2 separate regions of the Homo sapiens genome follow, and region 2 is linked to region 1. Evidence: chromatin loops called from intact Hi-C (ENCODE). Cell type or tissue: ovary. All regions are shown on one strand. Each heading gives the region's core, and the rest is flanking DNA. Links, peaks and the distances in the headings are about the cores only.

Region 1 (5,677 bases), core at 320-5,319:
GGTTATTTTACCAAGGCTTTGACTGGAACAGCATGCTTTCCTTTAAGGAATCAAACCTGACTTGTAAAGCCAAGCAAATCCCTTTGGGGAATTGGCCTCATACTTGCCTACACAGACCTCAAAAGGAGAGAAATTTACCCAACTCATAGGTATTTGAGGGTTCAAACTCATTGCAAGGCTTGGTTCTAAAAAGTCTTATCTGAGATTCCTTCTATGGAGCAGAGTTCCATCAAAGCGAAATTACAAAAGGCTTATGTGAAAAATAATTATTCTTGCTGCACTTTATACAAAAAATCAGGCCAAGTATAATAAAGCAAATCAGTGTTACTATGATTTGTCTTTAGTAAAAAATGGGAAACTGGAGAGAGAAACTGTGTTTCAAGAATTATGCTACACTTGTTATTAAATTCTAGTCTCATCAGTTGCTTTTAAGTTAGTTGCTGCAATTTATTCCTGTGAACCAACCAGTGATCTCTAGCTGCTGCTCAGAAGAAACAAGAGGGATGAGTAATGTAAAAATCTGGATCAATATTCCAATTCTGGACATATTGGAATCATCTAGCAATGTCATATCAGCTTGGTTCCAACAGTTGCCCTTATAATTTGGAACTTCTTATAATTTAGTTTACTTGAGATAATTTTTACTTATTTTGCTTTACTCTTGTGGAATACATTGCTATGGCACTCTGTATAGGCATAAGGATAAGCTTACTCAATGTTTTCTTAAATTGAACACTTATTCATCTTCCAAATATTACTTTTTGTCAGAACTTAAGAGTCATAAATGTCCCTCACCATACTGATGCTTTCTGACTGAGCGCGTCTCTACCCTGAACACAAGATATTCTCATAGTTAGGTAGGAATACCATCACCCCTATTCAGCCTGAAGAAGTTACTAAAGATGGATTTTCATCCCTGTGCAGCCCTTAGGATTAAGGGTTCTCTTATAAAAGGGAGGGGGGAAATGTCAGAGGCATGTGAACCAGAGCAACTCCATTTTAAATAGGAGCTGAGTAAAATGAGGCTGAGAGCCACTGAGCTGCATTTCCAGATGGTTAAAGCATTCTAAGTCACAGAATGAGATAGGAGGTTAGCACAAAGTACAGGTCATAAAGACCTTAATGATAAAACAGGTTGCAGTAAAGAAGCTGGCTAAAACCCACCAAAACCAAGATGGTGATGAGAGTGACCTCTGGTCGTCCTCACTGCTACACTCTCACCAGTGCCATGACAGTTTACAAATGCCATGGCAACATCTGGAAGTTGCCCTATATGGTCTAAAAAGGGGAGGCATGAATAATCCACTTTGTTTAGCATATCATCAACAAATAACCATAAAAATGGGCAACCAGCAGCCCTTGGGGCCGCTCTGTCTGTGGAGTAGCCATTCTTTTATTCCTTTACTTTCTTAATAATCTTGCTTCTGCTTTGCACCTTGGGCTTGCCCTGAATTCTTTCTTTCCTGAGATCCAAGAACCCTCTTTTGGGGTCCAGATCAGGACCCCTTTCTTGTAACACTTCTGGTCCCAAACATTTTTGATAAGAAATACTCAAACTGTATTAACTACAGTCCTCATGTTGTACATTTGCTCCCTAGACTTATTCATCCTACACATCTGCAACTTCATATCCTTTGACCTACATCTCCACATTTCCTCCCCAAACTCTTTATAACAACTGTTTTATTCTCTATGTCTGTGTATCAGACTTTTTTTTTTTTTTTTTCAAAAAAAGATACCATGTATACATGAGATCATGCAGTATTTTTCTTTCTGTTTCTGGATTGTTTTACTTACCATTATGTCCTCCAGATTCATCCAGGTTGTGGCAAATGAGAGGATCCCCTTCTTTTTTAAGGTTGAATAACATTTTATTTTATATGTGCCTGTGTTTCTTATCCATTCACATCCATGGGCACTTAGATTGTTTCCATATCTTGGCTATTGTGAATAATGCTGCAACGAACATAGAAAGAACATTTCTATGTGCATAGAAAAACCATGGAAGGCCATACAACAATTATATATATATATGAGTGATCATCTCTGCTTGCTGAGATAACAGGTGAACTTTTTTCTTTTTGGTTGTTTTATTCCATTTGAAAAATTGTATTTTCTAACATTTATACCAAATCTATATTAATTAATTCATTCATGTAATTATTTTTAAATAAATTAATTAGCATTTATTTATTAATAAAGAATGAATATATATATTTTATTATACTTCTAGGGTATATATATTATAGTTCTAGGGTACATGTGCACAACGTGCAGGTTTGTTACATATATATACATGTGCCATGTTGGTTTGCTGCACCCATTAATTCGTCATTTACATTGGGTATTTCTCGTAATGCTATCCCTCCCCCAGGCCCCCACCCTGTGACAGGCCCCGGTGTGTGATGTTCCCCTCCCTGTGTCCAACTGTTCTCATTGTTCAATGCCACCTATGAGTGAGAACATGCAGTGTTTGATTTTCTGTCCTTGTGAGAGTTTGCTGAGAATGATGGTTTCCAGCTTCATTCATGTCCCTTCAAAGGACATGAACTCATCCTTTTTTATGGCTGCATAGTATTCCATGGTGTATATGTGCCACATTTTCTTAATCCAGTCTATCATCGATGGACATTTGGGTTGGTTCCAAGTGTTTCCTATTGTGAATAGTGCCACAATAAACATACGTGTGCATGTGTCTTTATAGTAGCAAGATTTATAATCCTTTGGGTATATACCCAGTAATGGGATTGCTGGGTCAAATGGTATTTCTGGTTCTAGATCCTTGAGGAATTGCCACACTGTCTTCCACAATGGTTGAACTAATTTACACTCCCACCAAGAGTGTAAAAGCATTCCTATTTCTCCACATCCTCTCCAGCCTCTGTTGTTTCCTGACTTTTTAAATGACCGCCATTCTAACTGGAGTGAGATGGTATCTCATTGTGGTTTTGATTTGCATTTCTCTGATGACCAGTGATAATGAGCATTTTTTCCATGTGTCTGTTGGCTCCATAAATGTCTTTTTTGAGAAGTGTCTGTTCATATCCTTTGCCCACTCTTTGCTGGGGTTGTTTGTTTTTTTCTTGAAAATTTATTTAAGTTCTTTGTAGATTCTGGATATGAGCCCTTTGTCAGATGGGTAGATTTTCTCCCATTCTGTAGGTTGCCTGTTCACTCTGATGGTAGTTTCTTTTGCTGTGCTGAAGCTCTTTAGTTTAATTAGATCCCATTTGTCAATTTTGGCTTTTGTTGCCATTGCTTTTGGTGTTTTAGTCATGAAGTCCTTGCCCATGCCTATGTCCTGAATGGTATTACCTAGGCTTTCTTCTAGGGTTTTTATGGTTTCAGGTCTAACACTTAGGTCTTTAATCCATCTTGAATTAATTTTTGTATAAGGTGTCAAGAAGGGATCCAGTTTCAGCTTTCTACACATGGCTAGTCAGTTTTCCCAGCACCATTTATTAAATAGTGAATCCTTTCCCCATTTCTTGCTTTTGTCAGGTTTGTCAAAGATCAGATGGTTGTAGATGTGTAGTGTTAATTCTGAGGCCTCTGTTCTGTTCCATTGGTCCATATATCTGTTTTGGTACCAGTACCATGCTGTTTTGATTACTGTAGCCTTGTAGCATAGTTTGAAGTCAGGTAGCATGATGCCTCCAGCTTTGTTCTTTTTGCTTAAGATTGTCTTGGCAATGTGGGCTCTTTTTTGGTTCCATATGAACTTTAAAGTAGTTTTTTTTCCAATTCTGTGAAGAAAGTCATTGGTAGCTTGATGAGGATGGCATTGAATCTATACATTACCTTGGGCAGTATGGCCATTTACACAATATCAATTCTTCCTATCCATGAGCATGGAATGTTAGTCCATTTGTTTGTGTCCTCTTTTATTTCGTTGAGCAGTAGTTTGTAGTTCTCCTTGAAGAGGTCCTTCACATCCCTTGTAAGTTGGATTCCTAGGTATTTTATTCTCTTTGTAGCAATTGTGAATGGGAGTTCACTCATGATTTGGCTCTCTGTTTGTCTGTCTGTTATTGGTTTATAGGAATGGTTGTGATTTTTGCACATTGATTTTGTATCCTGATACTTTGCTGAAGTTGCTTATCAGCTTAAGGAGATTTTGGGCTAAGATGAAGGGGTTTTCTAAATATACAATCATGTCATCTGCAAATAGGGACAGTTTGACTTTGTCTTTTCCTAATTGAATACACTTTATTTCTTTCTCTTGCCTGATTGCCCTGGCCAGAACTTCCAACACTGTGTTGAATAGGAGTGGTAAGAGCGGGCATCCCTGTCTTGTGCCAGTTTTCAAAGGGAATGCTTCCAGTTTGTGCCCATTTGGTATGATATTGGCTGTGGGTTTGTCATAAATAGCTCTTGTTATTTTGAGAAACGTTCCATCAATACCCAGTTGATGGAGAGTTTTTAGCCTGAAGCGCTGTTGAATTTTGTCGAAGGCCTTTTCTGCATCTATTGAGATAATCATGTGGTTTTTGTGGTTGGTTCTGTTTATGTGATGGATTAGGTTTATTGATTTGCGTATGTTGAACCAACCTTGCATCCCAGAGATGAAGTCAATTTGATTGTGGTGGATAAGGCTTTTGATGTGCTCCTGGATTTTATTTGCCAGTATTTTATTGAGGATTTTCACATCAATGTTCATCAGGGATATTGGCCTAAAATTCTCTTTTTTTGTTGTGTGTCTACCAGGCTTTGGTATCAGATGATGAGGGCCTCATAAAATGAGTTAGGGAGGATTCCCTCTTTTTCCATTAATTAGAATAGTTTCAGGAGGAATGGTACCAGCTCCTCTTTGTACCTCTGGTAGAGTTCGTCTGTGAATCTGTCTGGTCCTGGACTTCTTTTACTTGGTAGGCTATTAATTATTGCCTCAATTTCACAGCCTGTTATTGGTCTATTCAGAGATTCCACTTCTTCCTGGTTTAGTGTTGAGAGGGTGTATGTGCCCAGGAATTCAGCCATTTTTCCTAGATTTTTCTGGTTTATCTGTGTAGAGGTGTTTATAGTATTCTCTGATGGTAGTTTGTATTTCTGTGGGATTGGTGGTGATATCCCCTTTATCATTTTTTATTGCATCTATTTGATTCTTCTCTCTTTTCTTCTTTATTAGTCTTGCTAGTGGTCTATCAATTGTGATGATCTTTTCAAAAAACCAGCTCCAGGATTCATTGATTTTTTGAAGGGTTTTTTTGTATCTCTATCTCCTTCAATTCTGCTCCGATCTTAGTTATTTCTTACCTTCTGCTAGCTTTTGAATTTGTTTGCTTTTGCTTCTCTAGTTCCTCTAATTGTGATGTTAGGGTGTTGTTTCTAGCTCTTTCCTGCTTTCTCTTGTGGGCATTTAGTGCTATAAATTTCCCTCTACACACTGGTTTAAATGTGTCCCAGAGATTCTGGTATGATGTGTCTTTGTTCTCATTGGCTTCAAAGAACATATTTATTTGTGCCTTCATTTTGTTATTTACCCAGTAGTCATTCAGGAGCAGGTTGCTCAGTTTCCATGTAGTTGTGCGGTTTTGAGTGAGTTTCTTTTTTTTTTTTTTTTTTTTGAGGCGGAGTCTCACTCTATCACCCTGTCTGGAGTGCAGTGGCACGATCTTGGCTCACTGCAAACTCTGCCTCCCAGGTTCAAGCGATTCTCCTGCCTGAGCCTCCCAAG
Region 2 (5,677 bases), core at 313-5,312, 730 kb before region 1:
TTGGTGATGTTCATTTTGCATAGTATCTCACAAGTGTTCTGTAGATTTCTTATATCTGGATATTTGCTTCTCTAGCAAGACTAGGAAAACAATATTGAATTATTCCCTCAAATATATTTTCCAGGTTGTTTTCTTTTCCTCCGTTTTTTTCAGGAATGGTGATAATTTATAGGTTTAGTTACTTTAAATTATCTCATATTTTTCAAAGACTCTTCATTTTCAAAAATTATTTTTCTTTATTTTTGTCTGACTGAGTTAGTTCAAAAGACTAGCCTTTAAGCTCTGAAATTCTTCTGCTTGGTTCAGTCCATTGAGAAATCGTTCAATTGTATTTTGAAATTCCTTAAGTGAGTTTTTAAATTCCAGAAGTTATGATTGATTTCTTTTGAAGATGTTTATCTCTTCCTGCATTTCCCGAATTGCTTTAGGAGTTACTTTGTGTTGATTTTCAACCTTAGCTCAGATCTCCTTCAGCTTCTTTGCAATTCATGCTTTGAATTCTTCCTCTGTCATTTCTTAGTTTCCATATTCATTACGGACAATTGCTGGAGCCGTTAGTGTGATCCTTTAGTGGTGTTATTACATTCAGATTTTTCGTTGTGCTAGAATTCTTGCACTGGTTCCTTCTCATCTGGAGATGCTGTAGTTATAATTTTTGTAACTATTTTCCTCCAGGTAGGATTTTTTCTCTTTCCTTCTTCTCCTGTGATATTACTGTTTCTTTCTTCTTTCCCTTTCCCTTACTCCCTGGGGTGTGACTGCAGAGAGTGCTGGGTAGGGTCTTTTGACTTTGCTTTTATATCCCTAGGCACTTCTGTTGGCAGATTTTATATTGGGCTGTGCAGTTCAACCCACAAGCCAGTAGATGGTGCTTTTTGTAAGCGCTGCCTATGGCCAATGATCTGGTTATATACCTGATCTTTGTTTACAGAGAAGCTCTCTGTTGCCTTAGGCAGTAGGCTGATTCTTAGAGTGAACAGTGGTCCAAGTTCCCTTAACGCTGTGGGGTGGGGGGCAAGATGTGTAAGGCTGGACCTGGCAGGTCCATTTACAAGTCCCTTGATGGCAGGGACAAGTACCAGTGCCAATGGGGAATCCAGTGGGCAGCCACCAAGTGCCCAGAAGTGTGTTTAGGCAGGAAGCTGAGAAATCTCCTTGGCCCCAAGTTCTCTGCATGGGGATGGGGTGGGCTAAAGTCCTAATCCAGAAGATTGGGTGCTCCTGAAGCCTAGAGATCTGCCTGGGCTTGAAACAAAGAGGGCCCCTATGCACCCAGATAATTGCACAGGAAGGGTGGAGTGGCTCAGCCTGCCAGTCTAGGCAAGCAGGTGCTTTGGATGCCTGAAGGTCTGCCTGGGTGTAGAGTCGAGATGGCCCAGTTGCACTATGGTCTATGCACAGGAAGAATGCAGGGAGTGAAGCTGCTGTTCCAGGTGAGTGAGTGCTCCAAATGCCAGGAGATCTGCCTGGGTGTGAAGTAGAACTCCCCCTCCTCCCATTCCCCCATAACCCACACAGGATCCCTGCACAGGAAGGGTGGGGTGACTGAGACTGCTAGTCCATGCAAGCAGTTGCTCCACATATCTGGAGATCTGCCTACACGTGGAGTGGAGAGGGCTTCACTGCAGCACAATCTATGCACAGGAAGGCTGGAGGGGTTCAGGTGGCTGATCCAGGTGAGAGGGTGGTCTGAATACCTGGAGATTTGCCTGGGTGTGGATCAGAGAGGACTCCACTGTACTGTAATCTCAGAAGAGCAGGCTGGGGCACCCAACAATAGCACATGGAGACTGGTTCCATGTTACCAAGCTGGCTGTAGCTGCAAGTCTTATTGTCCAGGAGAAACTGCAGCTGTAGCAGCTCTCCTGCCCCAGGCCTGCCACAGTGGAGAGTACAGTTCTAATGCCTTCTGCTGAGGTGATTTTCACAGTTCTGGCTGTGGAGGCCCCTACCCCACTTCAGAGCAGGCACTCCAATCTCTGGCCTGAGACCAAAATACCTGTGAGGCCATCCTGCCGGATTGCCAAATAATGGCTGACATTGTATGCACCAGGATAAAACATGGCGTCCTGCTCTTGTTCCCAGGTCTGATAAAATGGCTTCAGGTTTTCCCAGTGTCTTTCCCTCACAACATCTCCATCTTCATCCCAAGTTAGCTCCAGGGCTTGGGAGAAACAAAGTGCTCTCCTTTGGCCTTGGTTACTCAAATCCCCATTGGAAAGGTGAGTCACAGAGGGAGGCTGTCTGCCTCTTTTGTGTGGTGGGGCTTCACTCACTTATTAGCCAGATGCCATCACAGGGGCTGTTTGCCCACATTTGCCTTCCCAGGATCTGGAGTTTCCTTTACAATTCTGGTGGATTCTCATTTTCCTTCTTGAATTAAAGGTCACAGAGTTAATCTTTATGCCTGAGGCAGGCTAAAAGCGTCTAATTTGCCGTATAGGAAAAAGTATCCCTGCCTTTTAATTGGGATGTTTATACCGTTTAAATTTGATGTGGTAGTTGATGTGGTTGTGTGTAAATCTGCCATCTTGCTTTTATTATTTGTACCATGTGCTCTTTTTTCTCTTTTCTCTCTTTTTTTCTGTCTTATTTTGAATTAATTTTCAAATTAATGGTTGCATTTTATCTAATTTGTTAGCTCATTACCTACATATCCTTATTGTGTTTTTAGTAGTTGCCTTAGGCTTTATGATACACAACTCTAACTTATCACAGTCTACCTGAAAGTGATGTTATACCACGTCATGTAAAGTATAAGAACAATACAACTGTGTACTTCGATTTCTCCCCTTGCTTTTTTTTCTGCTGTTGTTTTTGCACTTTTTATTTCTCTGTATTTTATAAACCCCAACAATATATTGTTATTATTTTCTTCATACAATCACTTATCTTTCAAATAAATTTAATTAATAAGAAAAAATATTGTTATTATACAAATATTTATTATTTCTAGGACTCTTCATTCTTTCATATAGGTCCAGACTTCTGGTATAATTTTTCCTTCACCTGAAAAACTTTTGACGTTTCTTATAGTGCAGATATCTTGGTGATAAATTATTCCACCTTTTGTATATATGAAAATGTGATTTGCCTTCATTTTTGGAAGATAGCTTCACTGGATATAAAATTATACCTAGTTGACAGGGCTTTTCTTTTACCCTCCAGAACTTTAAAGATATTGCTCCACTGTCTGCTCACGTGAGTCATTTCTGGCTAGCAACTTGCTATCATCTTTATCTCTGTATATAATGCCTCACCCCATTCCTCCTGGTTGTTTTAAAGTTTTTCCATTTATTGTTTTATCATTGTTTCTCTGAAAATTTGGTTATAGTATACCTTGGTGTAGTTTTCTTCATGTTTCTTGTGCTTATGATTTGTTGAATGTCTTGAATATGCGTTTTTATAATTTCAGCAAATTTGGAAAAAATCTGACATTATATCCTTAAATATTTCTTCCCTTCTCATTCAAGGACTTCGGTCACACATATATCAGGGCACTTGAGGTTGTCCCACACTTCACTGATGCCTCTTTCCATACTATACACATCTGGGCTTCTCATACACTTTTGTGTAACTTGTTACATTTACTTGTTTAATGTCAGGATAGAGTGTCAGCTTTGTGAAGAAGAAATGATATATGCCCTACTCACATCTTTAACTTTAGCTCTAGTTCTGTGTGCTCACATAAAATAACAATAAATACTCTTAATGGACTAATTTGCATATACCTTTCGGTGGCTTTACTGTTGTCTTATTTAACAATCAATTCTCATTTATTAAAAACATTAGCTTTTCTGAAATCCATGATTTATGTTAAATGGATGTTGTAGATGGATGTTGTATCGTGGATGTTGTAGGTAAATAGACACAAGTGGTTCCCATAGTGCTTGGCAGTGGTGTTTTAGAGGGAAATTTTCTGTGCATTGTTCAGTTACAATGGAAATAGTAAATACATGATTTCATTACAAATATTTCTTTTATTGGCACAGTTTTAACAGTTTCAATCAACGTAATTAGATTAAGTCACAAGTTGATGAAATAAACATTTCCTTAGATTACTTTAGATTATTAGCATTCCAGGAAAATTACGTATTAATAATTCTAATAAGTATTCTTGCGTTTACATCTTGTTTTCTTCAGATTTTATTATTTTAAGAAGACTTTTGCTGATTGGGTTAGACCTAATCATCATGAAGTAACATGCAATTTTATTTAAAATAAAATAGTGCAGCATTTTCTGAAGTAGAATTTTAATTTTATTTTTAAAACTGTAGGCAGTTTTGGCTTTTTGTAGGCATCTGAGTTGAGATGACCGGAAGACAGGAAAATGGGTAGATACCTAGTCAATACCAAAAGAGTGATAAAGAAAAGAGTACAGGCCAGGTGTGGTGGCTCATGCCTGTACTCCCAGCACTTTGGGAAGCCGAGGCTGTAAGATTGCTTGAGTCCAGGAGTTTGAGACCAGCCTGAGCAACATAGCAAGACTTTATCTCTCCAACAGTAAAAATAAATTAGCTGGGCATGGTGGTGTGCACCTGTGGTCCCAACTACTTGGGAGGCTGAGGTGGGAGGATCACTTTCAGCTCAGGAGGTCAAGACTGAAGTAGGGTGTGATCTCACCACTGCACTCCAGTCTGGGTGACAGAGCAAGACCCTACCTCAAAAAAATAAAAAATAAAAAAATAAAGTAAGAAAGAAAAAGGAAAAGGTAAGGGTACAAAACCTGAATTTTTTTGGTCTTTGCATGTGTTTTAGAAGAATATACTTTAACTTTTAAATAGTTAATTATTAAATCTGAATATTGATTCTTCTGCATCAGTATTTATAATTAATCAATATTTCAGTCATAACAGAGAGGAAATGAAAATGAGATTACAACTAGCAATGTGTTTTTCCCTTTATAAGACTGGAACTTTCAGCTTTTCCTTTTAAGGGCTAAGAGAAAATTTTCTGTGGTACTTCAGAGTCAGCAATACCACATTCCTTTCCCTTCTAGCCATTCATTCTTCCTCAGTATCTCACATGTCCCCATGACTTAGCCCTCCTTCCAGGATCAATATTTCCTTTAATACCAATTAATTTAATTCAAGTTCCTACTTGAACAATTGTTTTTAGTCCAGGTTATCTGGTTCCTCTTGCGAAGTATTTTTTTATATTTAAACATATCAATTATCTCCTTTTCTCCTTCCTTCCTTCCTCCCTCCCTTCCTTGTTCCTTCCTTCCTTCCCTCCCTTGTTCCTTCCTTCCTTCCTTCTTTCCTTCCTTCCTTCCTCCCTCCCTTCCTCCTCCCTCCCTCTCTCCCTCCCTTCCTTTCCCTTCCCTTCCCTTCCCTTCCCTTCCCTTTTCTTTCTCACAGGATCTTGCTCTGTCACCCAACCTGGAGTATAGTAGCACAGTCTTGGCTCACTGCAACCTCCATCTCCCAGGCTTGAGTGATTCTCCCACCTCAGCTTCCCAAGTAGCTGAGACTACAGATGTGAGCTATCGTGCCTAATTTTTGTATTTTTTGTAGAGATAGGATTTTGCTGTGTTGCCCTGAGCTCAAGCAATTCACCCACCTTGGCCTCCTAAAGTGCTGGGATTACAGGTGTGAGCCACTGGAGTGGGCCCTCACCGAGTATTTCTGAGAGTCCTCAATTAATTCTTCTATTCCGCAAATGTTTCCCTGCATTT

Evidence for each region. A loop is a pair of places that touch in the nucleus more often than their neighbours do. Peaks named below come from ENCODE experiments on the same cell type or tissue, not always from the same donor. Only the 100,000 strongest peaks of a DNase experiment are listed, where the experiment ranks them.
Region 2: a loop joins it to region 1, with 8 times the contacts of the local background. A loop is called at or near these places in 2 of 110 quality-filtered maps.

What each region holds. Positions count from the first base shown.
Region 1 is chr12:46,249,046-46,254,722 of GRCh38, reverse strand. The region is part of intron 1 of SLC38A1 (solute carrier family 38 member 1); the gene reads left to right. Among named protein-coding and RNA genes, the nearest start is that of SLC38A1, 17 kb to the left of the region's middle. In ovary, for the core only: no CTCF peak of the experiment used is centred there; no DNase peak of the experiment used is centred there.
Region 2 is chr12:46,979,355-46,985,031 of GRCh38, reverse strand. No RefSeq gene overlaps it. Among named protein-coding and RNA genes, the nearest start is that of PCED1B, 97 kb to the left of the region's middle. In ovary, for the core only: no CTCF peak of the experiment used is centred there; no DNase peak of the experiment used is centred there.